Regions from separate parts of the Mus musculus genome. Here regions 2 and 3 are each linked to region 1. A link is a loop called in an ENCODE intact Hi-C map of the cell type or tissue named here. Cell type or tissue: heart. All regions are shown on one strand.

Region 1 (8,000 bases):
CTCTGAGGTTGTACGAGGCGGGTAACCATGGGCACAGGCGTGCTGGATGCATGGCATGATGGGGGAGGCCAGAGACCTGTTGGGCCTAACAGAGTCTGAGACTCAGTGCTGTGGTCTGTGAAATGGGGTCCTGGGGTCAATATGACCACCAGTGTGATTTCATGGGTCCAGCTCTGGAGCAGGCACGCAGTTGATGCTTAATTGTTGCCAACCTCTCCTTGTAGTTGCCGTTCCTCGGGAGCAGACACACTCCGGCTTGGAGCAGATCCAGCAGATTCAGCAGCAGCTGACTCAGTTCAACGCCTCGCTGGGTGAGACTCCAAGGCCTGAGTTAGGACAGAGCAGAGGGGTCATCAGATGGGTTGGCATCCACCTTCTAGGGCTTCCACTGAGGCAGGCAGGACAGAGCACATGCATTGAGGTCTGGGTTTGGGGAGCTCTGAGTGGATAACTGAAAAAATAAGAGACCAGCTCTGGGCTCTAAGGTCCAAGGCAGAAGGGAGAAGAGAAGCCAGCCACTGAACTCAGTGTCTGCTCCGTAGCTGGCCTGTGCCGGCCCTGTCCCTGGGACTGGGAGCTCTTCCAGGGAAGCTGCTACCTCTTCTCCAGAACCCTGGGCAGCTGGGAAACCTCTGCCTCCTCCTGCGAGGATCTCGGGGCCCACCTGGTGATTGTCAACAGTGTTTCAGAGCAGGTGAGTGGGTCCATCTGTCCTGGGCATTGGACTCTAGATGATAGGAAGCTGTGGGATGTGAAGGAGATGCTGTCTGGGAGGGCTTCCTGTGGGAGGAAGCACAATGGAGTGAGGAGGTCCTCTGGGGGAAGAGCAGAGGGAAAGCAGTTGGACCTGCAGGGAGTAGAGAAAGTCTGAGTCATCGTGTAACCCTCCAGAGATACACCTGTGAACTGAGATGTAAATTAACTTATTTCCTCCTGTGTGCCCTTTAACCCCCACCCATGGATGCAATCGTATGCCAGAAAACCTGATTAACAGCAATAGGCCTGAGTTCAGAAAGAACATGCGTGAAGGCAGGAAAGAGTGGGATTTTGGAGGGTGGAGGTATCCTCCTGTCCATCCTCCTGACTCCCACCTCCATTCAGCAATTCCTCAAATACTGGCACATCAGAAAGAATCAGCTCACCTGGATCGGCCTCAGCGATCACAGAAGTGAAGGTTCCTGGCAGTGGGTAGATGACACCCCACTCAAACTCAGGTGAACCCTCAGAGGCATGGGGCAGGGAGATGGCCCTCACTCTAAACACGGTCTTCAGTGTTGGAAAGCACCAGGCACATTTTAAATCCAGGACCCCACATCCCTGGACTTTCTGTCTTTTGAGCCTAAGTCTGAGTCCCCAGAATCTGCGTTTTCACCTTGCTGGCATGGTTCGCGTGGGGATGATGTGGTGACCAAAATGAGATCCCACATTTTGCTAAGCCCTGCCCTGGACTCCTGTCCACTGGCTTGGTCCTCAGACTTTGACTATGAAAGCCCAAGACCCAGGACTTCTGCAGTGAATGAGGAGTGGATGGTTCTGGGCAGGATGGCTGTCTCTGATAACTAGTAATGTTTACAGCTTCTGGAAAGAAGGGGAGCCCAATAATGAAGGGGACGAGGACTGCGTGGTAATGGCAGAAGATAAATGGAATGACAGCCGTTGTACTGCAAACAACTTCTGGGTCTGTGAGCAGCCCTCGGCTCCCTGCCCTGGTTACTGAGGGTCTGTGCTCCCCTAGCCACACAGGCAACTTGGGGGCACTCTGCTCCCGTTCCAGCTGCCTTGTTCATCCCAGTGCCCCTGTTCTGAGACCTCTGAGATCCTGAGAGAGTCCCTGAGGCACCCTACCCTGCAGCGCTTCCCTCTTCCTCTGTGGGTGATTTCAGTTCCACAAATCCCCTCAGTAGAGTCACACCCGCTTGGGGCTGGGGTATAGCTCAATGATACACCCCAGTTTGCCTAGCATGGGTGGCTCTCTGAGTCCCATCCCCAGCACCCAAATAAAATAATAAACTATTAAGTGTATACATGGTTTGATGTGTTGTATTTAGTGGATTCTCTATTTCTGACTCTGTCTTCATTGGTAAAACTTTGGAATGTTTCATGTTAGCTAGTATATTAGTGTCTACAACATCTTTGGGTTGTGAGCAATTTGTTTTATGGTTTGTTTGAGTCTCACTATGTGTTCCTGGCAGGCCTTGAACTCACAGAGACCTGCCTGCTTCTGCCTCTTGAGTGCTGGAATTAAAGGCATGCAGCACTACACCTGGGTGAATATTTTTAAAAACACTGATTTGGTACCTGAACACCCACTGGGTGCATTCTCATTCACATTCATGTTTTCACATTCTCTCTCTTTGTCTGTCTGTCTCTCCCATCTCCACATGCCTCTATTTCTCTCTTCATTCATTAGTTCATTCATTCTTTTATTCACAGACCCCCAAGCATTTCTTCCAGGTTTCTGTACCTAGCATTCAAATAAAATGCCACAGTCATCATCTGGTGGTTCTAGAGCTTAGCACATCCTTTGCTCTCAAAACAAACTTCCATGGAACTAGTGGAGGAATGACCAGCCCTCTGGGCTCCCCAAGGCTACAAAGAGCCACCCAAACTTCAAGGTGCTTTCAGCCACAGGCTGCAGAAACCCAGACCATGCTTCCTGCCCCCCCCCTTTGTCTTGGCTCGACCTTCTGCCTGGTGTCATGTGCTTCTTCCACCTCCCCAATAGGTTCCATGTCCTCAAGGAGCAAGCCAGTGTCACCTGGTGCTCCCCTTACCGTGAGCCTGTTTCTCCTGGCACCTAAGGCCGGGCAAAGGATAAAGAGCCCCTCCCAGCATCTCTCCCTCAGGGACGCTGTCTCCAAGCCCACTGTCTCCCAGCCAGGAAGGCCCTTTTCCTGGTGATGCCAAAGGCTCAGCCTCCCCTAGTATCTGAAACCTAAGGAACCTCAGCTGGGGTCCCAATAGACTCCCCGTATCATCCCCACTACCAGGCCTGTGGCCTGTCACCAGAGATGCCCCCTCGTCCCCCTCCACCGATTTCCATTTCACTCCCAGCCCTCTCCTGCCCACCTTCTCCCCATGCCTGATCACCATCCCCATTCCCCTCTCCCACACACTCATAGGTCCCTCTCTCTATCCATCAAATAACTAGTTAGTTTCCCCTTCTGAGTGAGATCTGTGCACTCTCCCTTGGGACCTTCTTATTATGCAGTTGCTTTGGGTCTGTGGATTATAGCATGATTGTCCTGTACTTTATGGCTAATAGCAACTTATAAGTGTTCTTTCTTGCTCTGGGTTACCTCACTTGGGATGAAATTCTCAAGTTCCATCCATTTGCCTGCAAAATTCATGATGCCTTACTATATAGCTGAATACTATTGCATTGTGTAAATACACCACATTTTCTTTATCCATTCTTCAGGTGAGGGATTTCTAGGTTGTTTCCAGTTCCTGGCTATTATGAATAAAGCTACTGTGAACATAGTTGAGCAAATGTCCCTGTGGTGTAGTAGAACATCTTCTGGGTATATGCCCAGGAGTGATATAGCTGGATATAGAGACTAAAGTGGCCATCTCCTGTGCCAGACAGGACTTCCAGAGGAGGGAGGGGGTGTCAATCCACCCATAACACCTCCAGCTCAAAATGTGTCCTACACAAGTTGTGCAGGAGTAAAGATGGAGCACAGATTGAGGGAACAGCCAACCAATGACTGCCCCAACTTGAGACCCATCCCCTGTGAAAGAACCAACTACTGATACTTAATGATGCTCTGCTTGCAGACAGGACCCTAGCATAACTGTCTCCTGAGAGGCTTCATCCAGCAGTGGATGGCGGCACATGCAGAGGCCACAGCCAAGCATCAGGCAGAGCTTGGGAAGATGCAAGAGTGGAGGATAGATTTGAGCAAGCCTGACGAGTCAAGGACACTACAAGAGGAATTACAGAGTCAACTAACCTGGGACCATGGGGGCTCACAGAGACTGGACCAGGGAGCATGCAGGAGCTGGACCTAGATGCCCTACACACTGTAGCAAGTGTGCAGCTTGGTCTTCATGTAGGTCCCCTATCAAGCAAAACACAGGTTATCTTGGTCTCTGTTCCCTGCCATTGGATCCCCTTCACCCTACCTGGACTATCTGGCTAGGCCTAGTCCGACTGGGACTAGATGTCCCAGGGTGGGACAGTACCCAAGGGGGAGGGGCTCCCATTCTCTGAGGAGAAAGGGAGGGAAAAGTGGCAGGAGGGACTTGTTAGGATGGGACTTGGAGAAGAGGAAGGAGGGGGGCTGTGATCAGGATTTCAAGTGAATAAAAAATTATTGAAAAAGAGAGAGAAAGGAAGAAAAAGAAAGAGAGAAAGAAGGAAGGGAAGAAAATGAGAGAGAGAGAGAGAGAGAGAGAGAGAGAGAGAGAGAGAGAGAGAGAGAGAGAGAGAGAGAGAGAGAGAGAGAGAGAGAGAGAGAGAGAGAGAGAGAGAAAGCGAGCGCTCAGGGAGCTTTTAGACTCTTAGAGGGAAATTCCCCCTCAGTCCTCTGGGTGGCGCCAGACATCACGGAAAGCGTTGCTCTGTTTGCTTTTCTGCCTCTGCCTTCACGGTTACCTTGCTTCACTCGCTGACCTCAGGACCAAAGAGAGAGCCTGTCCCAGGGAAAATCAGCTCCTTGATCAGGAACCCTCTCTGCATTGCCTGATGATGTACCTCCCACCTCGCTGGCTACTGCTTCGTGTGGAGTTCAAAGAATTTAATTTTTTTTAGTATACAGAAGCCTACAGTTACAAAGCCTTGGATACAGCTTAGGAAAACTGCGACTTTAGAGTCCTTGAATATTTGAGGCAAACAGCGATTTTTAAAGAGACTTTGAAGTGTTAGAGAGGCCTTGAATTTTGAAAGAGACTTTGGATGTCTTAAAGAGACTGGAATTTTTTGTTTTCTTCTGTTTTTCAAGGCAAGGTAGCCATGACTGTCCTGAAACTCACTCTGAAGACTAAACTGGCCCCGAACTCAGTTATCCACCTGCCTCTTCCTCCTGAGTACTGGGATTAAAGGCGTAGGCCACCACCACTACCACCACCACCATCCAGGCAAGAGGCTGAATTTCCAAAGTGCTTGAATAGAAAGAAAGAAAGAGAGAGAGAGGGGGGGGGGGAGGGAGGGAGGGAGGGAGGGAGGGAGGGAGGAAGGAAGGAAGGAAGGAAGGAAGGAAGGAAGGAAGGAAGGAAGGAAGGAAGGAAGGAAGGAAGGAAGGAACCTGGGATTTTAAAAGTTGAACTATTTTGTGTTATGGCATTAATATTGACATGAGATCTTGAGGATAAACAAGAAAGATAATGTTATGGTTTAGCAATGACTCTGTTTATGTGACAATTTGACAAAGGTTCCATTGCCCTGATTGGTATTTTTATCAACTTGAACAAGCTAGGGTTATCTGAGAAGAAAGAACCCTGATTAGAAAATGTCTACATGGCTCCCTTTCTCTGAGGGGAAAGGAAGGATGTCTGGGGAGGAGATGAGAAAGAGAAGGACTGGGAGGAGAGGACGCAGGGGAAACTGTGATCAGGATATTAATTAACTAATTAATTAATGAATGAAAAAAAGAAAGAAAATCCCTCCACAAGACTGGCCTATAGGCAAGCCTGTAGGGTATTTTCTTACTCAGTGATTGGTGCTGCTGCTGGGAAGATGGGCCTGGAGTGTATAAGAAAGCAGACTGGGTAACCCAGGAGACAATGTTCTTCCATGGCTTCCGCTTCAGTTATGCCTTGAGTTCCTACCCTGACTTTCTTTGAGGAGAGACTGTGAGATAGATGTGTAGATGAAATAAACTTTCTTCCCTGAGTTGCTCTTGGCAGCGCTGTTTTATCACAGTGGTGGAGCCCTAAGACACCCGCCCACTGTGCTATCTTCCTCCGTGCTGTAGTCATCACCTGACAAAAGCAAAGGAAATGTTCATTGTGGTTCTTCACTTGAGGGTAAAACCCACTGCGGTGCCCAGAATGTCTGCTCACATTGCATTTGCACTTAGGAAGCAGGCAGAATTGAACACATTTTCTTGCGTTTTTTTAAATTCAGGATTAGAGTACAGCCCTTCAGATGGTGCCACCCACCTTAAGAATGGCCCTTCCTGGAACTGGAGAGATGGCTCAGCAGTTAAGAGCACTGACTGCTCTTCTGAAGGTTCTGAGTTCAAATCCCAGCAACCACATGATGGCTCATAACCATCTGTAATGAGATCTGGCGCCCTCTACTGGTGTCTAAAGACATCTATAGTGCACTTATATATAATAAATAAATAAATCTTTTTTTAAAAAATGGGCCTCCCCTGCAAAAAAAAAAAAAAAAAAAATTAAGCTTCTCTGAAATCACTCTCAGACACTCTGATGGCTATTCTTGATTGCCAACTTGACTGCATCGGGATGAACTCCAGAAATGGAGAGCACACTGTGAGAGTTTTGCTTGGTTTGAAGCGGGTAAATCCATTCCTAGTGTGAATCTTTTGAGGTTTTGATCACATGCCTTTCATATGTATCTTGAGACAGGAAGACACATCTTTAATCTGGGGCACATCTTCTGCTGGAAGCCTATGTAAGGACGTGGAAAGAAGCTTTTGCTCTTTGTCTGCTTGCTCCTTGCCTTGCTAGCAAGTCGTCACTGGCATTAAAACCTACTCCTTTGAGGTTCCAATGTCTACAAAAGACCAGCTGAGACATTCAGCCTTGTACACTAAGCAACTACTGGATTCTGAACTTTCTATTCATCGACAGCAATTGTTGGATTAGCTGGATCACACATAGCTATTAATATATAACAATTATATATATGTTAATATATATAGTTTCAGAGAGAGATTTATTCTATTGAGAACCCTGACTAGTAAATATAAAGACACTACCAGACTTGTCTTCTAGGTGATCACAAATTAAGTTGACAATGAAAATTAACCATCATATCAGCCAGGGTCCAAAAAGCCAGATGTGAGCATCCCAAACTATTTGTAGAAAATTCTGTGAGCACAACTAGAGGCTGATGAGTCCGCTCCGCAGGTAAGGGGAGTGAAGACTTGAGCTTGATCCTTGTAAACACATGATGGAGGAAGGGAACTCATATCTACAAATTGCCCTCTGATCCCCACACATGCTCTGTCCCCATGTGCATGCCCATCTACCCACATCCCAAATAAATTATAAATAAGTGTATAAATATAAAATGGCTGGCATATATACACATGTATATAAATGGATCTTTTATTATATATCCCCAGTTTGTAATGATCAAAACCAAACAAGTTAGCATTTCTGGTTTTACATTTTTTGCTTATTTGTGTTAGGAGTTTTACTGGTTACTTTTCTGTGACTGCAATAAAACACCATTACCAAGGCAATCTATAGAAGGAAAGAATTATTTGTCTTGCAAAAGGATAAACATCCACCCATTTCACTTTTTTCTTACATATCACTGTTTAGTGCTGTAGGTGTGGTTTGGTTTAGGTGGACTTTTTTAAAAGGGGTGTTTGTTCTATTTGTGTTTTGTTTGAGACAAGTTTTCCTGTAGCCCAAGCTAGTCTTGGTTTTATAGGCAAATGTTAGAAGACTCTAAATCCATGTTCTTTAAACACATATTTAAAAGTACATTGGTAAGATAAGAGCTTAATAAAATATCAAGTATTTAAGTTCAATTGATGAATGAAATGCTTACTGTAGACCCAGTGATGTGGCTCAGCTGGTAAGGACACTTGCTGATAAGCCTTAAGATTTAAGTTTGGTCCCCTTAGCCCACATGGAGAAAAAAGAAATCTGACTCTTGAAAGTTTTCCTCTGTTCTCCACAATATGTGAGCACCGCTGTGCACACACCACATGGAGAAAACACTCCTGGTACACAAGTGGGTGCACTGCTGATTCTACTAGATCTTTAAAGAAATGACCGTACTCCTCAAATAAGAAGCTTTAAAGTTTTATCCAGGTACCAAAAATAAGAACACAACAACAATCATAAACCAAGCT
Region 2 (8,000 bases), 120 kb after region 1:
AGCTACTAGGGAGGAGAGGGCTATACTGTGTTTGTGTTGCGAGGGGGTTGTCTGGGGGATGTTAAAACCTGTCCTCTCATTCTTCTCCTTTCCTTCTACCAGAGTCAGCTGTGGTCCTTAACCTGCTCATGGCACTTCCAGAGGAACTGTCCCACCTGCCTTGCACGGCCCTGCTGGAACATATGACCAAAACATATGCTCAACTGATGGCTCCCCAGACCGCTCTCCCTGGAGAGAAGAGGCCCAGGCCTGGGACTGAAGATGGAGGGACTGGCTCCACAGGGCCAGAGGAGCCTGACCAAGCTAGTCCTCAAGCTTCTGAGCCCATAGAGCCGAGGCTGGCCTGGAAAGCAGTTGGGATCTGCCCACTGAACCCGTTCCTGGTACCCCTGGGCCTCGTGAGCCAGGCCCCCAGCCCTTCGAGGTGAAGAGTACAGCAGACGAGATGTGCTGAGTTTTGCCCAGAACATCAGTCCAGCACCACTGGTGTTGGAACTTGATTGTGGACTTCCTGACACAGTGTTCAGCCATAGGCTAAGCCTTCAGATGCTGTATACACCAGCAGCCTTAGAAAGTGAAGCACAATTGTGATGAATGAGGGCTGGAGAGACGGAAGGCTCTACACAAAGCAGGATTCCTGCACTGGTAGATTGGGGCAAGTGTCTCTAGCCCACTGTGCCTATTCTCTGCCATAATAGCAGCACATCATTACCCCTTTGTGTGTGGCTCTAGCATCTGGATCCCCCCCAGCACACTCTCCCCACCTCAGTGGACCTCTGGATGGTTCTCTTCACCTTTTCCTGGGGTGTCCTGTAACCCTCAATAAAGCTATCATCTACCTAGCTGTGATTCCCCCTTTGACATAAAGATAAGAGTGGGGGCTCTGAAATGACACAGTTTGGGAGCTGGAGTGAAATGCCAGGGGAGATAGTGCTGTCACTGGCAAAAGCTGGTACCTGGGCTGGTGAAATAGCTTCAGGGGTAAAGCACTTGGTATGAAGCCTGGCATCTGAGATCAAATCCTTGAAGTCATGTAAAGGTGAGGAAGAAAAAAGCCCCTGAAAGTTGTTTGGCCAAACACATGCTATATAAACATGCATGTACACCTATATCATGCACTCACAAACTTAATGGCAATTTACAAAGCTGTTTTCTGGAGTGACCTTAATCTGGCATAAGGAGCTCCTTGGTGACCATGTGGATGGTTCTTTGACAAATGTAGATGGAAGAGAAAAGCAGGGCTGGTTCTGTGGGGATGGGTATTAGGGGCAAGTTTTCTATAGATGACTGAAGTTGGCCGTGTGGCCCACTTGATGGAGCAAAGCCCTGGTTCCATGGAGAGGACTGCCAGGGGGACTAGCAGAGAGAGGGCTGGAGGAAGAAGGGAGTGTCTCTTGAAACTGGGGCTGGAACCTTAACCACCCCGAGAAATACAGGGATGAGGGAGGCAGACCTGGAGGAGCTTTAGGATAGTGTGGACTACAGAGCTGCAGGGAGTGGCTGCGGTTATGGTTGAACCCCAAGACCACTTACCCCTTTATGCTGTAGTTCTTTCCACAGAAGCTCCACCTGCTCTGTGGGTATGGAGTACTGCACAGGCCCGGGGAGCTAGGTCTCTTTGGGGAAACAGATGCCCTCCCACCATAGCACCCTCCCCCAAGCCTAACAAGTTGAGAGTAAAATTTCTGTTCTCTGAGCTGTGCCTTCGCATGGCTTTCCTTTTATAGAAAAGCTCAATTCTCCCCACACACGTTGCACACGGCTCCCTGAGGATCTCAACACATCTCCCAGGCAGATTGTGGAGCCAAGCCAGCCCACTCCCTAGTCACAGCCTCACAAAGCCAAACCCACAGCTTCTAAGACACACTGGATGGGGACAAGAGGGACCAGGCTCAGGAGTTTGGGGGTTATAGGTATGGTTTTAGAAAATAACCTCTAGGCTAACTCCCCATAGTCCCCCCCCCCCCCGTGTGGGGTTGTCTCAACTATACCATGGGGGAGGGGCTGGAGGTGGTTACTAGCCCCCCACCTCCAAAGCTACTGAAGGGTTGTGTATGAAATTGGGTGTTTGCAGGATTAGGCAGCAGTCAAAGGCAAGAGCAGATGTGGGTTTTGATTCCAGATCAATGGCTTGGGGGCAAGTTATTTTAGCGGCTTGGACTTCCAGTCGTCCCCTGGCTTGTAGAATGGGGGATCCTAACAGGAGCTTGGCTTGTTGGCTGTTTGTCACAAACCCTCAGAAGCAAACAGGCTAAGAACAGGACTGGTTAACTCAGCAATCTGCTTCACATGCAGTAAGCACTCAATAATAGCTTTTATTATAATTGCCACGGTTCAGAGGCGGGGAGGTGTGAAAGGCAAGGGAAGGGCATGGGGACAAGGGGGACATGGGAGAGGTGGGACAAAGGAAAGGCACTCTAACCTGTGCTGGGGCCGAGTCTGGGAAGGGGATGAGCCTGCTTGTACTCCCGCACATAAAGTGCCAGATATTATCAACACAAGCAGCAGCCATGGTGGGGTTTCTGGGTCTGTCTCTGAGGCAAACTGTACCGTGCATTATAGGTAGGCAGCGTCCAATGTGAGTCGAAGAAAGCCTGCCTGCCAGGGCCAGGACTCAAGGAGTGCACTGAAATTGAGGATGACCATAACAAAGAAATAAGAGATAAGAGGTGTCCGCATTTCCAGGAAAGAATGTAGCATGCCTGGTAGTTGGGGAAAGCTGAGGTTGGTGCGGGGTCCTTCACTCACCAGGGACTCAGTGTTGAGGGATCAGCAATGAGGATAAGTATGTAGAGAGAAGGGGACAGGGTAGATAAAGGCACCAGGTGGGGTTCTGGCCTGGCCAGGAAGGAAGATGGGTAGCTAAGGTAGGTAAGGACTGGACTTCTCCGAACGCCCTCAACTTCGAGCTAGGGCATCTAGGCATAACCCTGAGCACAGTCCAGGCTGGTGGCACCCCTCCACGGGGATGACCCTAAGGACCTGCCCCGACTGGTTCCCCATCACACCAACGCATAGTCGAACTGCCCGCGTTCGAGCGCCTCCTTGTGGTCGGTCCAGGACGAGGCGGGCATGCGGCTGTAGGGGTCTAGCAGTATGCGCACACAGCGCACCATCAACAGAACCAACACCACGAGCAGGCAGAGCACGAAGGCGAACACCGTGCGTTGCTCGACGTCCAGGCCCGCGCCCACCGGGGGCCCCGTCGACGGCGGCAGCGGCTCCGGTGATAGTGTCCACGCCGAACTCATAGCTCACATCGCCGCGCTCTGAGGAGAGAGGGGTACCCACCCCGGGGTCCGCGGGGATGAGGCTATGCCCTTCCTGCACCTCCATCCACCCCTTCTGGAGTAGCCCCTTTGCTGTATCCCACAGCATCATCTCTGTCCGTGTTGTCGTCTCCGGGCTACGCCCATGCCCCGCCTGTGCGCTCCGCCGCCACAGCCACGCGGGGACTCAACTCCAGCGGTGCGCGCAGGTGGGGTCGCTGAGAGCCGGGACAGGTCAGCTTAGATCTGCCCAGCCCGCGCACAACAGGTGCGATCGCGCTGGGACAGAGACCAGAGCTGCACTGTTTGAACTGGTCCCCGCCCCGCTCCCTTTGTTCTCCAAGGCCCAAGACCCCCCTCCCCCACCGTAGCCGACTCCCGGGCTACAACGCGCCCCCCTCACCCTTGGTCCTAGACGGGGACCGGCCGCCCTGCAGCCCCTCTCTCTCTCTCTTTCTCGGAACTCGTGCGCTGCTTTGCTCTGGTCTTCCCGGGTGGCAGTGGTAGCGGCGGAGGCTGTGGCAGCCCCGGCTCAGCCCACCCCACCCGCCCCTGGAGCGGTGGAGACCGAGGGAGGAAGGAGAGCCGCGCGCCAGCCCAGCCGCCGCGGCTGTTCCCATGGCGACGAGGGCGGGGCTGCGAGGGGGTGGTGGCTGTGTTAGGAGCGGTGCCTGGGCTTGTGACCCCGCCCCGGCCTGCCTATCGGAAGGCTGAACCTTCCCACCGCTGTGCCAGCCCAGACAGCCTCAGCTTCCAGCTCCTAGAGCACCCAGGACCTCGCCAGGACATGGGCATTTACGCCTCTCCCACGGAAGCCTCTCCTAACCTCGGTGTCTGTATCCGTATTCTTCCCGGGCAACCCCTTACCCCAGTCTCTGTTAGTTAAGCCCCGAAGCCTTAGGGAACCCCGAATTCAACTGAGACCCCAGACAGCTGGGATGCTTATTCTTCCCACAAAAGGGCAGGGTGTTGGCCCGAGAAAGCAGCACTCTCTCTGGCTACAATCCTTCACTGACCTAGGTCTCTGACAGGCCCTCAGTCCCAGCCTTCCCAGCAGAGAGGTACACTTCAAACCGTTCAAACTGCTCTTCTGCGCTTTGGTGTTTTATTAGGTCCAGATCTTAGGCTTATGTACAGGAAGTAAGAGCACTGATTTAAAAACAAAAACAAAACAAAACAAAAGGACCTAAAGTGGCTTGGAAGGCAATGCCAGTGGACTACTTAGAACAGCAGGCCAGGCCTCACCCGACAGGAGTCCTGGGCTGGGGCCTTCTGACACTGCCAGCAACCCCTGTGACGGACGCACTGGGAGACAGTCCCCATCCTGCTAGACACCCCAAGCTCTTCCCTTGTCCAGCTGGTTTCACAGCTGCCCTGAAGAACTTGGGGCAGAAGCTTGTTCACAGCTGTATCAGATGTGGCAAAGTGTCTCTGTGTGTCTGTCCCATGATGGTCTAGCCTCGAGCTGCCTAGACTCCATTGCTGCCCTCAGAGGATCTGCTCTGTGCTGGAGGCTGAGATGTCCAGAAGGCGCCAGGCAGCATAAGGGTTGAGCTCCTCCTGGTCTCTGCAGAGTGCCCACACGTACAGCATTCGCTGCACCTTGTCCTGTGAAGACCGGGCAGGGTGAGGGGTCAGGCTTGGTGGGTGTACAGAAAGAAGGGCTACTGAGGGGGACAGGGAAGGGGTTCCCGGGCTGCTGGCTCTGGTCAGTGGTCAGATGAAACGGTGCTCTGACTTCAAAAAGCTCTCAATTCGTACTTGTGGTGCTTCTGCCTGGCTCTGTGCTGGGGAGGCGTGCAATGCACAGGGCCCTGTATGTGAGAAGCACTCCCAAACCTCCATTCCCTTGATTACCACTCACCGGGTCACCATCATACACCTCGCCTTTGGAGTTCTTGATCACCATCACCACCTGGGCCTGAAAGGTAACGATCAGCACTGGGCCCTGCTCCATCATCTTGCCCATGGCCAGCTGCAGGAAACACACAAGTACAGGCCTCAGAACTGTACACCTCCACCCAATGCTCACAACCCTGGAGATGAAACGCCCCAAAGTTGCACTCTGTACTTGTCCTATAGTCTGACACTTTGCCGTGCTAAAGGTATGGTACCACCCTCCCCGACTTTAGAGGAGTGATTTTTTTCCAATGAGCTCCTTCTCATGGGCAACTCCAGGCCTTCAACTGTGGGATTTCTCTGTTCCCAGACTGGGTCCATGCAGGTTCATAAAACCAAGGGGTGAAGGAAGGCAGGAAGTTGGCTCCACTTTGCCTGCAGCTCCTACGAGGTAAGAAGTTCTGGTGACGGAAGCTGAACTGCCTGTTAGGGGCCCACGCTGCAGAGGCAGGGGCACCACTGCCAGTGGAGCTCAAGGGCTCAGCACCTGCCCAATAACACAGGATCCTGGATGCAGGATGAGCTGCGTCCTGATAAACACGCTTGAAAGTATCATGGAAAACTCATTAAAACACCAAATGAAATAAGCATCCTAGCCAAGTACAGGTAAGCAAAATTAGCTTCATTTTGTAATTAATAGGTAATGCAAAGCCTATTTTTATTTTGATACAGGGTCTCAGGTAACATAGGGTGGCCTTACTCACAATATAGTTATGAATGGCCTGAATCCCACTGCCTCAGCCTTCAAATGCTGGGATTATAGGCATGAGCTACCACACCCACTAACAAAGAGTATTTTACAATAAAGTCATTTAGCTCAGATTACCCTTAAACTCATGGGATCTTCCTGCCTCAACTTCCAGAGTGCTTGAATTCTAGGTGTGTCTCTCGATGCCTGGCTCACCGCATAGAATTTTGTTTTTATTTTTCATTTTTTGTATGAATAGCATGTGTGCTAATATGTGCACACAAACACAGACCAGCCCTCTCCTCAAAACCAACCAAACATCAACCAATCACTCAAGCCACATTGTTTGGCTGGAAATCACTTACACTTCAAGCGCAGAAATACGGAAAGCTTTGAGAGGCAGGTCAACAGTTTTGTTTGTTACCATCCTAGGAATTCAAGCCGGTGCCTTACAAATGCTAAGCCAGGACTCTTAGCACTGGCATATCCCCAGGCCTTGTCTTACTTTCTCTTTTGAAACTGTGTCACAAAGTTACCTAGATGAGTGTGGAACTCACTCTGTAGCCCAAGCAGCCCTGCCGTGAGTATGGGGGATCGGCAGGTCTGGCTTCATTTATAGGCTATGTCAGCTGCTGCTTCACTCTGACTGTCTGCTTCCTTGGGGATGACTTACGTCCACATTGCTGATGTCCAGAATTCGGGAGTGGAACTGGAAGCCCAGAGCCTTGGCCTGCTGGATAGGGTGGGCCAGCTGGCTGTAGGTCTGCAATGAGAGGCAATATGCCCATGTAGTCAGCCACTGATAGGGGTTGGGTTACACCCAGAGGTATAGCCACTTTTATATGCCCTAACACCCAAACTGGCAGAAGCCAAGAGCACAAGTCCAAGCCCAGAAGGATGCCACTCTTGGCTGGCCAGACCTGCACACTTCTCATTATGGAAAGAGCCATACGTCCAAGTAGGATCAGTATTAATCAGTGTAGTGGGTAATTCACAGCATCATCCGAAGTACACTCCCAGGGTAAGCTGGGGGACTCTTGGCTGATCTCTACTGTTCCCAGATTCACCTCCCCTGGAATCTTGGCCTGGATTCAAATGCCGTTTCTAGGATTTGTCCCAACCCTTTGGGCTGCCCTAGAACTCACAGCTTAAGTAGCCTCTCTCACAGAACATCCAACGTGCCACCCTCCACTGCCCCAAGAGCCTGGGGGACATGTAGCCACAAGGAGAGCAGTTTGAGCTTGGAGTCAACTAAGACAGGAAATGGCCTGAAGGCATTTCTGGACTTCAGAAATAACAGATGCTGAACAGAAGTGGGAGTGGCTCGAATAAGCAGTAGTGCTAGGTTGGGGAGATGGCTCAGTGATTAAGCACTTTTTGCACAATTATGATGACCTGAGTTCAAATCTCCATAATCCATGTAAAGTTGGGCGTATGTAATCTCAGCATTCCTGAAGTGAGATGGGAAGTGGGGACAGGAGCTCTGGAAACCCTTGGCCAGCCAGCCTGGTGCACACACAGTGGTGAACAAGATACCCTGTCCCACACAAGATAAGAGATGAGGATCAGCACTGGAGACTGTCCTATGGCTTCCACACAGCATTGTGGCACAAACACATTATACACACACAAAGGAGTGCCAACCCTACCTGGTGGGTTTCTGCTGTTTATTGCTATAGAGATAAGGGTTTCATGTAGCTCAAGGTAGCCATGAAGCAAAAAATGAGCCTGGGGCTGGAGATCCGGAGTTCAATTCCCAGCAACCACATGGTGGCCCATAACCATCTATAATAAGATCTGGTGCCTTCTTCTGGCCTGCAGGCATACATGGAAGCAGAACACTATATACATAATAAATAAATCTTAAAAAAAACAAAACCATGAAAAAACGATGTCTCTGCTGCTTCTCCTTCCCCAGTGCCAGGATGGTAGACATGGTCTCCACAGCTGGTGTGTCAGTGCTAGTGAGCAAACTCGTGGCTTCTGGCACATGAGGTAGAAGTGCCATGCCCCACACCCAGCGCTTCCTCAAGGCAGCATTTTACAAACACCTTACTGGAAGCCAACTACAATTTCAGCTGTGTTCTGGGGGTACCAGGCTATTCTTGGATAGAGAAGATCAGCCAGGACTTCGTGGTTCCAAA
Region 3 (8,000 bases), 420 kb before region 1:
TATTCTAATGGACGTTGATCTGGACACTTACAAAGTATCTCTGTTCTGGTCTTTCCTGGTTCCCTCCTCAGACTTTTAATGTTAAGAACTGTTGCCTTCATTTCTCCTTCACATCTCTGTCCAGGCACTAGACAAAGGCCTTCTTTTCTCTCTCCACCTTAGAGTTACACAAGTTGGACCATCAATGCAGCTTGGGGTCTTTTAGTTAAGCCCACTGGAGATGATACTCTGATGGTCATGCCCAATGATCCCTTCCAGCTGGAAAAAAACAGATTGGCCATTGTCCTGATTCCATAATGGCAGTCAAGGTTGCCTCTTAAAATTGAGGTGTATGATTTAAATAATGCATAATGAAGAGATGAGAATTGTGGAAAAAATTCAGTATTAAAGGTAATCAGCCTGATAGAGACCCATATTATCTGAACCTCCTCCTTCTTTGTGCCAATTAGTTGTCATGTCAGAGTGTAAAACTGAGCTTCCACTAATGGGGTGAGATGCAGTCATCACTTATATTATAGATAAAAGACAGAGGCCACTGAGTAGTCGCTAGCCCAGTTTTGGTTCTAGCACATCCTTCCTGGAAAGTAAATTACAAAGTATGTTCCTTTGTGGGTTACAGAGATCATTCTTTTCCAATACAGATCTGGAGGATAGGTTACTTTTTCAAACATTTATTGATGCTCTCTCTGTGTGTGAAGAAATCTCCAAGTCAGAGGGTAAAATAGGGGGATGCAGGAAGATGGAACAACTCCAACACTGTGTCTAGGAAACAGGCAGTGGATCAGACCATCAGGGTTTAGAGCAGTGATTTTGAGACTGACAGGTTAGATGGAAGGTTTAAACTGTCTTGTGAGTTAGAGCTGGGGTCACTAAAGCATGCACTGGTCAGGCTGAGTGGCTCTTATTAATGGTGCATTAGGAAAAACAGCCTTGGTAGTGGGCTCAAGGAATAGGAGCCACCCTTCTGATTCACCCCGAGGCAATGGGCGCTAGGCTTAGTAGCAACTGCTCCTCTTCTCACAGATCCAGCCATCTCTCTCATTGGTACATGGTGCATCATTCCACAGCCCCGAGTGCAGCATCATGATACAGTCCTCATGTCCTCTGGAATCATTGGGCTCTCCAGAGTTCCAGTGGCTGTGGTAGTTCAGTGGGAGTGTTACTGGGACTGAGGATAGACCTAGGGTCAAGCTTCCTTTCCCAGGCCTTGCTTGTTTGCTTGGCTCTGCTCTAGACATTCTGAATGCCTACATTGAGTTTATATCTGCAGTGTATATTTGTACGGACCCAGAATTTAACCCTTAGTTAATTCCCAGGGTCTAGCATATCCATTCTTTAAATGTTATTTCAGGGGCTGAGGATATTTCTCAGTGGAAAAGAATGCTTGTTATAATGCTTTGTTGTACAAAGACCTGAGTTCAAATCCCAAGTAGTCACATAAAAAGCTCTGTATGGTTGTGCAAGTGTTTATAACCCAAGCAGGGTAAGGTTTGGAGACAGGAGAGCCTCTGAGGTTTTCTGACTGTTAGTCAACCTAGATCCAGGTTCACCGAAAGAGCCTGTCTTAATGGAGTAAGGTAAGGAATGATAGACTAGACTACCCAGAGTTTCCCCCTAGTCTTTGCATGGGCATGAATGGACCTGTGCAGTGACATATGCACCAAAACATCAACACCAATCTTCTCTCAGGAATTTAGTCTTTAGATATCCAAAAGCATTTTCCACAGGGTCTAACTCAACCCTCTTCAAATTTTTCATGGGGCCTTCTCCTTACCTGAAGTTGAGTGAGGCTCCATCTACCCACCGGTAGCCTTGAATCTTGTTGAGGTGGCGAACTGCCCTCAGACCCAACCAATAGCCCCGGCCACGTGTGTGCTGACTCAGGAAGCCCTGGAAGGAGTGGGTAGACACATCAGCTGGCCAAGTCTGCCAAATGTTCTGGGCCACACCAGTTCAGGCAAACCCCGCTTCTCCTCTTCCAAGTCCCAGCTGAGCACCTGCTCGTTCAGGCCTCTGACAATCACCAGATGGGCACCCTGGCCTCCACAGTAGCTTTGTGCTGTATCCCATGTGGCCTGTGTCTCAGAGAAATAGTAGCAGGAACCTTGGAAGGGTAGCCATGATGGTGGGCACTGCTCACAGGAGCCTGTTGGGTGGGGAGGGTCAGAGAGATAGACCGTTATAGGAAGGGACCATTGGAATTTGACGGATGGTGTGGGGTTCCAGAGAAACAAGGGAATGTCTGGTGGAAAGAGAAGCACTGAAAACCCTCAGCTGGGTCCATTCCTCCCCCACCCCTCGTCCTATCTCTGGCTCACTGTTCTGGCGCTTGACAGCTTCCAGTGCCTGGAACAGCTCACTGCGGATGTTCTCACGGTCTCTGCTTGCTTTAGCCAAGTCCTGGGTCACTACAAGGTCAGAAGAGTGGACATTTATAGTTGAGGTTAAGACCGGGACTTATGTATAGGTCAAAATATATATCCATGGTCAGTTCATGGTGTCACGGTCAAGAATAACATCAATTTGAACGTGGCGGTTTCAGTTACTCCAGAAAGCTGAGGTAGAGGAGGATTGTAAGGTCAAAGCTAACTTGGACTACACAGAGAGTTTAAGACCATCCTTGGTAACTTAATGGAGCCTGTCTCAAAACATAAAATGAGTGCTGGTAATAAGGTTGGTATTAGAGTACCTGCCTAGAATCCCCCAGCAAGGGTCTGGGAGAGCGACTCAAAGGTAGAGCACCTGCTTAGAATCCTGCTTTGAGGGTCTGGGCACGGCTCAGGTGTGGAAAGCCTACCTAGCATTCGAAGTCCTGGGTTCAGTCACCAGAGACCTGAGGGTCCAGGACTGGACTACCAAGAAGCGGTGTGGCTATGATTAGGGATGAAGGTCGGGGACCAGGGGGTTGTGTTCAGCTCTCACCACGCTCTTGCAGTTCTTTCAGGATGCTCTCCTGCTCCATCAACTTTGCTTGTATGTCCTTAAACTCCGCCAGTGTGGTTTGCAACTGCGCTTTTGTCACGGAGCCTATATGGGGATGGGGCAAAAACCAGTCTTGCCCCCACTTGCCTCTCCCAAACCACCTGCCCCATTTCCCAGCCCCTCAACTTTCAAGTTTTCACCAAACCCCTCTTTCTTACAGCAATTCCTGCAGGCTCCGATATCATCCTTCAGGGAACTCAACGTCATCTTCTGCTCTGAGGCTGGAAAGACCCCACCCACCACACACAAACCAGTCAACCCGATTGCAGCGGCCTCAGCTATTCACTACCCAGGTCCTCCTCCCTGGCAGTTCCTCCTCCCACCGCAAGGGTGCGCTGCCGCCCTGCGCTGCAGCTCCTCACGCACCATTTGTCCTCAGCAGGTCCTGGTGGCTGAGCAGCACCCTGAGCTTGCTGGAGGCTGCAGAGAGATGCAAGCATGAGTTGTGAAGCCTCCGCCTGCTCAGAGTGTGTGAGGACACGTACGTTGTTATCCACGGAGGCACAGGTATGTCCGGGTATGGACAGGAGACATACAAAATGCATAATACAGTGCCAAGCACCAGTGGTCCTCAACCTTCCTAATGCGGTGGCCCTTTAATATAGTTTATGTTGTGGTGACCTCTAACCATAAAATTATTTTCGTTGTTACTTTATAACTTTAATTTTTTTGCTGTTTTGAATTTCCATTCATAACATAAAAATCATATCATACAATCCATATGATTTCCGATGTCTCAGGCAAACCTGGTGAAACCCATGGGAACCATGGTTTATACTCATTGCTATCCAGGACCCCATGTGGTGCACCGCATAGGAAGCAAGTTTGTGCCTTACCTGCCAGGCAGCATAACTTGTCCCTGTAAAGGGATCACTCCGGTGGAGCGATGGTTCAGAGATGCTGTTCCAGAGAACCTGAGTTTGGTTCTTAGCACTCGCACCCACATGCAATGGCTCACAAGTGTCTCCAACTCCAGCTGTAGGGGATCTGATGCCATCTACCCACTGTGGGCACTTGTACACCCGCGGCATACCCTCAGACACAGACATGTACACATGAAAATACATCACTCACCACTGGACAGTAGGGTGCTCAGAATGAGAGCCCATAGAACTGTGGCCACCAGCAGAGCCAAGACCAGGAAGAAAAGTCTTTGTTTGTAGCACTCCCAACGTCCCAATTGCCCTAGTAGAACACAGATAAATTCTGGCTCTCTCCAGGACAGAGGTACAGACAGCTTAAGTACCCTCCTACCACCACACAACATAGTTAGAATTTTTTTAAATTTAATTTTAAAAATTAAAAAAGTCTTTAATTGGCTATTTTATTTTTTTACATTTCAAATATTATCCCCCTTCCTGGGTTTCCCTCCACAAACTCCCATCTCATTCCACCCCCCACTGCTTCTATGAGGGTGCTCCCATACCCACCTGCCCACTCCCACCTCACCACCCTAGACTTCCCCTACATTGGGGCACTGAGCCTTCACAGGTGGAACACAGACTGAAAGAAAGGCCATCCAGAGACTACCATATGCAGCCACCAAACCCAGACACTATTGCAGATGCCAAGAAGTGCTTGCTGACAGGAGCTTGAAATAGCTGTCTCCTGAGAGGCTCTGCCAGAGCCTGACAAATACAGAGGCTGATGCTTGCAGCCAACCACGGAACTGAGCATGGGGATCCCGATGGAGGAGTTAGAGGAAGGACTGAAGAAGGAGCTGAAGGGGTTTGCAACCCCATAGGAAGAACAACAATATAAACCAACCAGACCCTCCAGAGCTCCCAGGGACTAAACCATCAACCAAAGAGTTCACATGGAGGGACCCATGGCTCCAGCTGCATATTTAGCAGTCTTAGAATTCTTATGCCAGTGTAACCAGAATCTATGTAACAAGGTGTCTGTGGCTGGAGTGATACCTGTCCCCACACAGGTTTTCTGGGGGAGACTTGGGTGATGCTGTTTCTCAGTCCAGGACCCAGGACCCAGCCCTTAGGACCCTGGGAAGTCCTCACTCCAGGATGTGATGTCCCCATGCCTGTGCTGCGGGCACCACCATTCCACAGTTCTGTCCATACAGTGGTGTCTCCTGTATGGTTTTGCCGTTTCTTCTCCCCAGCCCTCCCAAACTGCAAACATTAGAACAGAAGAACCCATGGAGGACGATGGGGTGATTCTCTTTCTCCTACCTCTGGAGACCTCTTCAATTGCACTGCCCAGCTTGTTGTATTCACCAGTGTTCATGGTGGTGGTGGCGTCCAGCCCTGGACAGAGATATAAATTTAAGTCTCCACCCTAGCCCTATCCTATCTCCCTCCCTCCCTCCCTTCCTTCCTTTCCATGTCGGTGGCCTCAATACTTTTGTGTAGGAAGCCAGCTAATGGTCAGTCGCAGTGCTGGGCAAGGCTAGGACTGTGAGGGGCAGATCAAACCTCTGTGGCTTGATCATTGTAGCTGTGTTTCCTGCACAGAAGGTGTGACGACTCATCTTTTGGTGTCTATGGAGGCATAGACCAGGAACACAGCACCCATGCACAGATAGGAGACATACATAATGTATACACACAGTGCCAAGAAGATATGTGTTTGGTTTATACCAGTGGTTCTCAACCTTCTGTCTCTCTCTGTGTAAATGTATGTATGTGTGTGATTGTGGAGGTCAGAGGACAGATTGGAGTGTTGTTACCCAGGCACCATTTATCTTTTAAATATTGCATTTATTTAGTTATATTGTGTGTTTTGGGTTCTTGCATAGGATTAGAGATCCCTCTAATGTACATTCACCTGACAACGTGTGAGAATTGGTTTTCTCTCTACACCATGTGGATTCTGGGATCAAAGCCAAATTGCCAAACTTGGCAGCAAGCTCCTTTATTCATTGAGCTGTCATGGTGACCCCCATCCACCTTTTTTTTTTTTTGGAAACAGGGTCTCTCTCTCTTTTTTAAAGCTTTTAAAAGTTTATTGTAAGGTTCCCTTTGTTAAATTATGTAATTACTACCTAAAGCAATGTGATATATTTGAAGTTACATTTTTTATTGGATATTTTCTTCATTTACATTTCAAATGCTATCCCCTTTCCTAGTTTCCTCTCTAAAAGTCCCCTATACCCTCCCTCTGCCCTGTTCTCCAACCCACCCACTCCTGCTTCCTGGCCCTGGCATTCCCCTGTACTGGGGCATATAATTTTCGAAAGACCAAGGGCCTGTCCTCCCAATGATGGCCGACTAGGCCATCCTCTGCTACATATGCAGCTAGGGACACGAGCTCTGGGGGTACTGGTTAATTCATATTGTTGTTCCTCCTAGAGTGTTGCAGACCCCTTTAGTCCCTTGGGTACTTTCTCTAGCTCCTTCATTGGGGGCCCTGCGTTCCATCCAATAGATGACTGTGAGCATCCACTTCTGAATTTGCCAGACACTGGCATAGCCTCACAAGAGACAACTATATCAGGGTCCTGCCAACAAAATCTTGCTGGCATATGCAATAGTGTCTGGGTTTGGTGGTTGTTTATGGGATGGATCCCTGGGTGGGGCAGTCTCTGGATGGTCCTTCCTTCTATCTCAGCTCCGAACTTTGTCTCTGTGATTCCTTCCATGGGTATCTTGTTCCCCATTCTAAGAAGGAACAAAGTATCCACACTTTGGTCTTTCTTCTTCTTGAGTTTCATGTGGAAACAGGGTCTCTTAAAGGCTAAGTAATATAGGCTGGTCTCAAAGTCCGTGTCCAGGATGGTCTCTATGAGCCAGCATTGGAGAGCAGAACCCGCTGTCCTTCAGCAGGTAGCCCAGATAACTTACTTTTCTCTGGCAGATTTGGGCCTTCGTGGCTGAGGCTCTGTATCTTAAGCCTCTCAGCTCCTCTAAGAGGAGTTTAGTCACCTCTGGATAGTCCTCCTCAGTCTTGGGTCCCAGGTTTTTTCACAGGCAGGACGGGAGTATTCCAAGCCCATTGGCATTTCCATAAGATCCCTTGTTCCAGGAGCCTGGTAATGTGGGGCCGGATTCCGTTCTGGGCCTCCCTCAATATAGGATATTGGCACACAGACACCAGGGAGGCTTGGGCTCTGAGCTCCATATGGATAGGGGACTGGTTGGTGGCCCTCCCCATCCCTGCCATCTCAGGCTAGGCCTGGGGAAAGGCCTAGAATCACCAGTCTAGTTCCTGGGGTGCCCTGTCCAAGGTCTCAAACAACTTGTATTCATCCTCTAACCCGAGAGTCAGGACTCTCTGTAGATTCCTTCCGGGTCGCTTTTCTTTCTTTCTCTGTCTCTGCTCCTTTTCCTCCTCTGTCTCCCTCTTAGGGTAGACTTTCTCAGCAGCCTGCACTAAATCCCTCAATGATTTACCCTGTCTTTCTAGCCTTTGGCACTTTTTCCTGATATTTCTGCTAGCCTGGTCTATAAAAGCCATAGTCACAGTGCTGCTGGGGTCATAGGGTGTATATTGGCGCTCTGCTCTCTGCTTAACCTCATGTACCTTGGTCAAATGTGTGGGTGGTCATGCAGCCCCCTGAGACAGTGGAGCCTGGTGGTGGACCTTCAGGTGCCCCTTACCTTTTGCCATATTAAAGTCCCAGTCAGGTGTCGTCAGGGAGTAGCGGGAGGCTACTTAAAGCAGCTTTTGTGAGGGCCTAAGTCTTGGGAAAGTAGGGGAGAGAGGCCTGTCTCTGCTATCAGCACTTGTACACCTTTCAGAAGTTGTGTTCACATGAAAGAAAAGCTCACTGTGAGTTGGCACATGAATTGAGACCACAAATTGAATAGGAGGTTGTAATAGGGGATGCCTACGTGCAATTATCTGGCTTGATATTCACCATTTGTGTTACAGGGGCATGGAGAGTTTAAGACTAAGCCATCCTTGAAGTTTTATTTAGACAAACTCAGTCAATATCTTATCTCCTGCTTTTGCACTTGGCATCCTGTGGAGTATATCTTCTTTATGTCCGTCTGGTTAATGGTTTCTGTAAAACCCCTTTGGATGTGCCTTCAGTTTTAGAAGTCTCAGAAACAATTAAG

What was found. Peaks named below come from ENCODE experiments on the same cell type or tissue, not always from the same donor. Only the 100,000 strongest peaks of a DNase experiment are listed, where the experiment ranks them.
Region 2: it touches region 1 in a loop (6-fold over the local background); 7 of 42 quality-filtered maps call a loop at or near these places.
Region 3: a loop joins it to region 1, with 3 times the contacts of the local background. A loop is called at or near these places in 12 of 42 quality-filtered maps.

Annotation. Positions count from the first base shown.
Region 1 is chr8:4,135,686-4,143,685 of GRCm38, forward strand. It overlaps Cd209g (CD209g antigen), which reads left to right. Exons shown (of 8, transcript NM_027343.3): 5 at 225-311; 6 at 543-694; 7 at 1,102-1,214; 8 at 1,576-2,022. The coding sequence ends at 1,717. Among named protein-coding and RNA genes, the nearest start is that of Cd209g, 5.0 kb to the left of the region's middle. In heart, CTCF peaks have their summits at 4,547 (motif pointing right) and 6,239 (motif pointing left); a DNase peak (open chromatin) is centred at 4,586; H3K27me3 peaks cover 1,036 bases.
Region 2 is chr8:4,255,379-4,263,378 of GRCm38, forward strand. It overlaps Snapc2 (small nuclear RNA activating complex, polypeptide 2), which reads left to right. Exons shown (of 5, transcript NM_133968.1): 5 at 103-842. The coding sequence ends at 428. It overlaps Ctxn1 (cortexin 1), which reads right to left and starts at 3,896. Exons shown (of 2, transcript NM_183315.2): 1 at 3,673-3,896; 2 at 2,268-3,269. The coding sequence starts at 3,251. The coding sequence ends at 3,003. Timm44 (translocase of inner mitochondrial membrane 44) reads right to left here. Exons shown (of 13, transcript NM_011592.2): 11 at 6,530-6,619; 12 at 5,134-5,244; 13 at 4,353-4,877. The coding sequence ends at 4,758. In heart, a CTCF peak has its summit at 3,063 (motif pointing left); DNase peaks (open chromatin) are centred at 3,093, 3,503 and 3,913; H3K4me3 peaks cover 2,121 bases; H3K27ac peaks cover 2,566 bases.
Region 3 is chr8:3,715,420-3,723,419 of GRCm38, forward strand. It overlaps Clec4g (C-type lectin domain family 4, member g), which reads right to left and starts at 5,232. Exons shown (of 9, transcript NM_029465.3): 1 at 5,172-5,232; 2 at 4,057-4,167; 3 at 3,349-3,402; 4 at 3,141-3,203; 5 at 2,923-3,027; 6 at 2,319-2,408; 7 at 1,998-2,146; 8 at 1,775-1,890; 9 at 652-1,137. The coding sequence starts at 5,226. The coding sequence ends at 996. Gm16553 (a long non-coding RNA gene) reads left to right here. Exons shown (of 5, transcript XR_003947358.1): 3 at 3,143-3,275; 4 at 3,365-3,489. In heart, a CTCF peak has its summit at 3,305; DNase peaks (open chromatin) are centred at 2,102, 2,332 and 3,312; H3K27ac peaks cover 490 bases.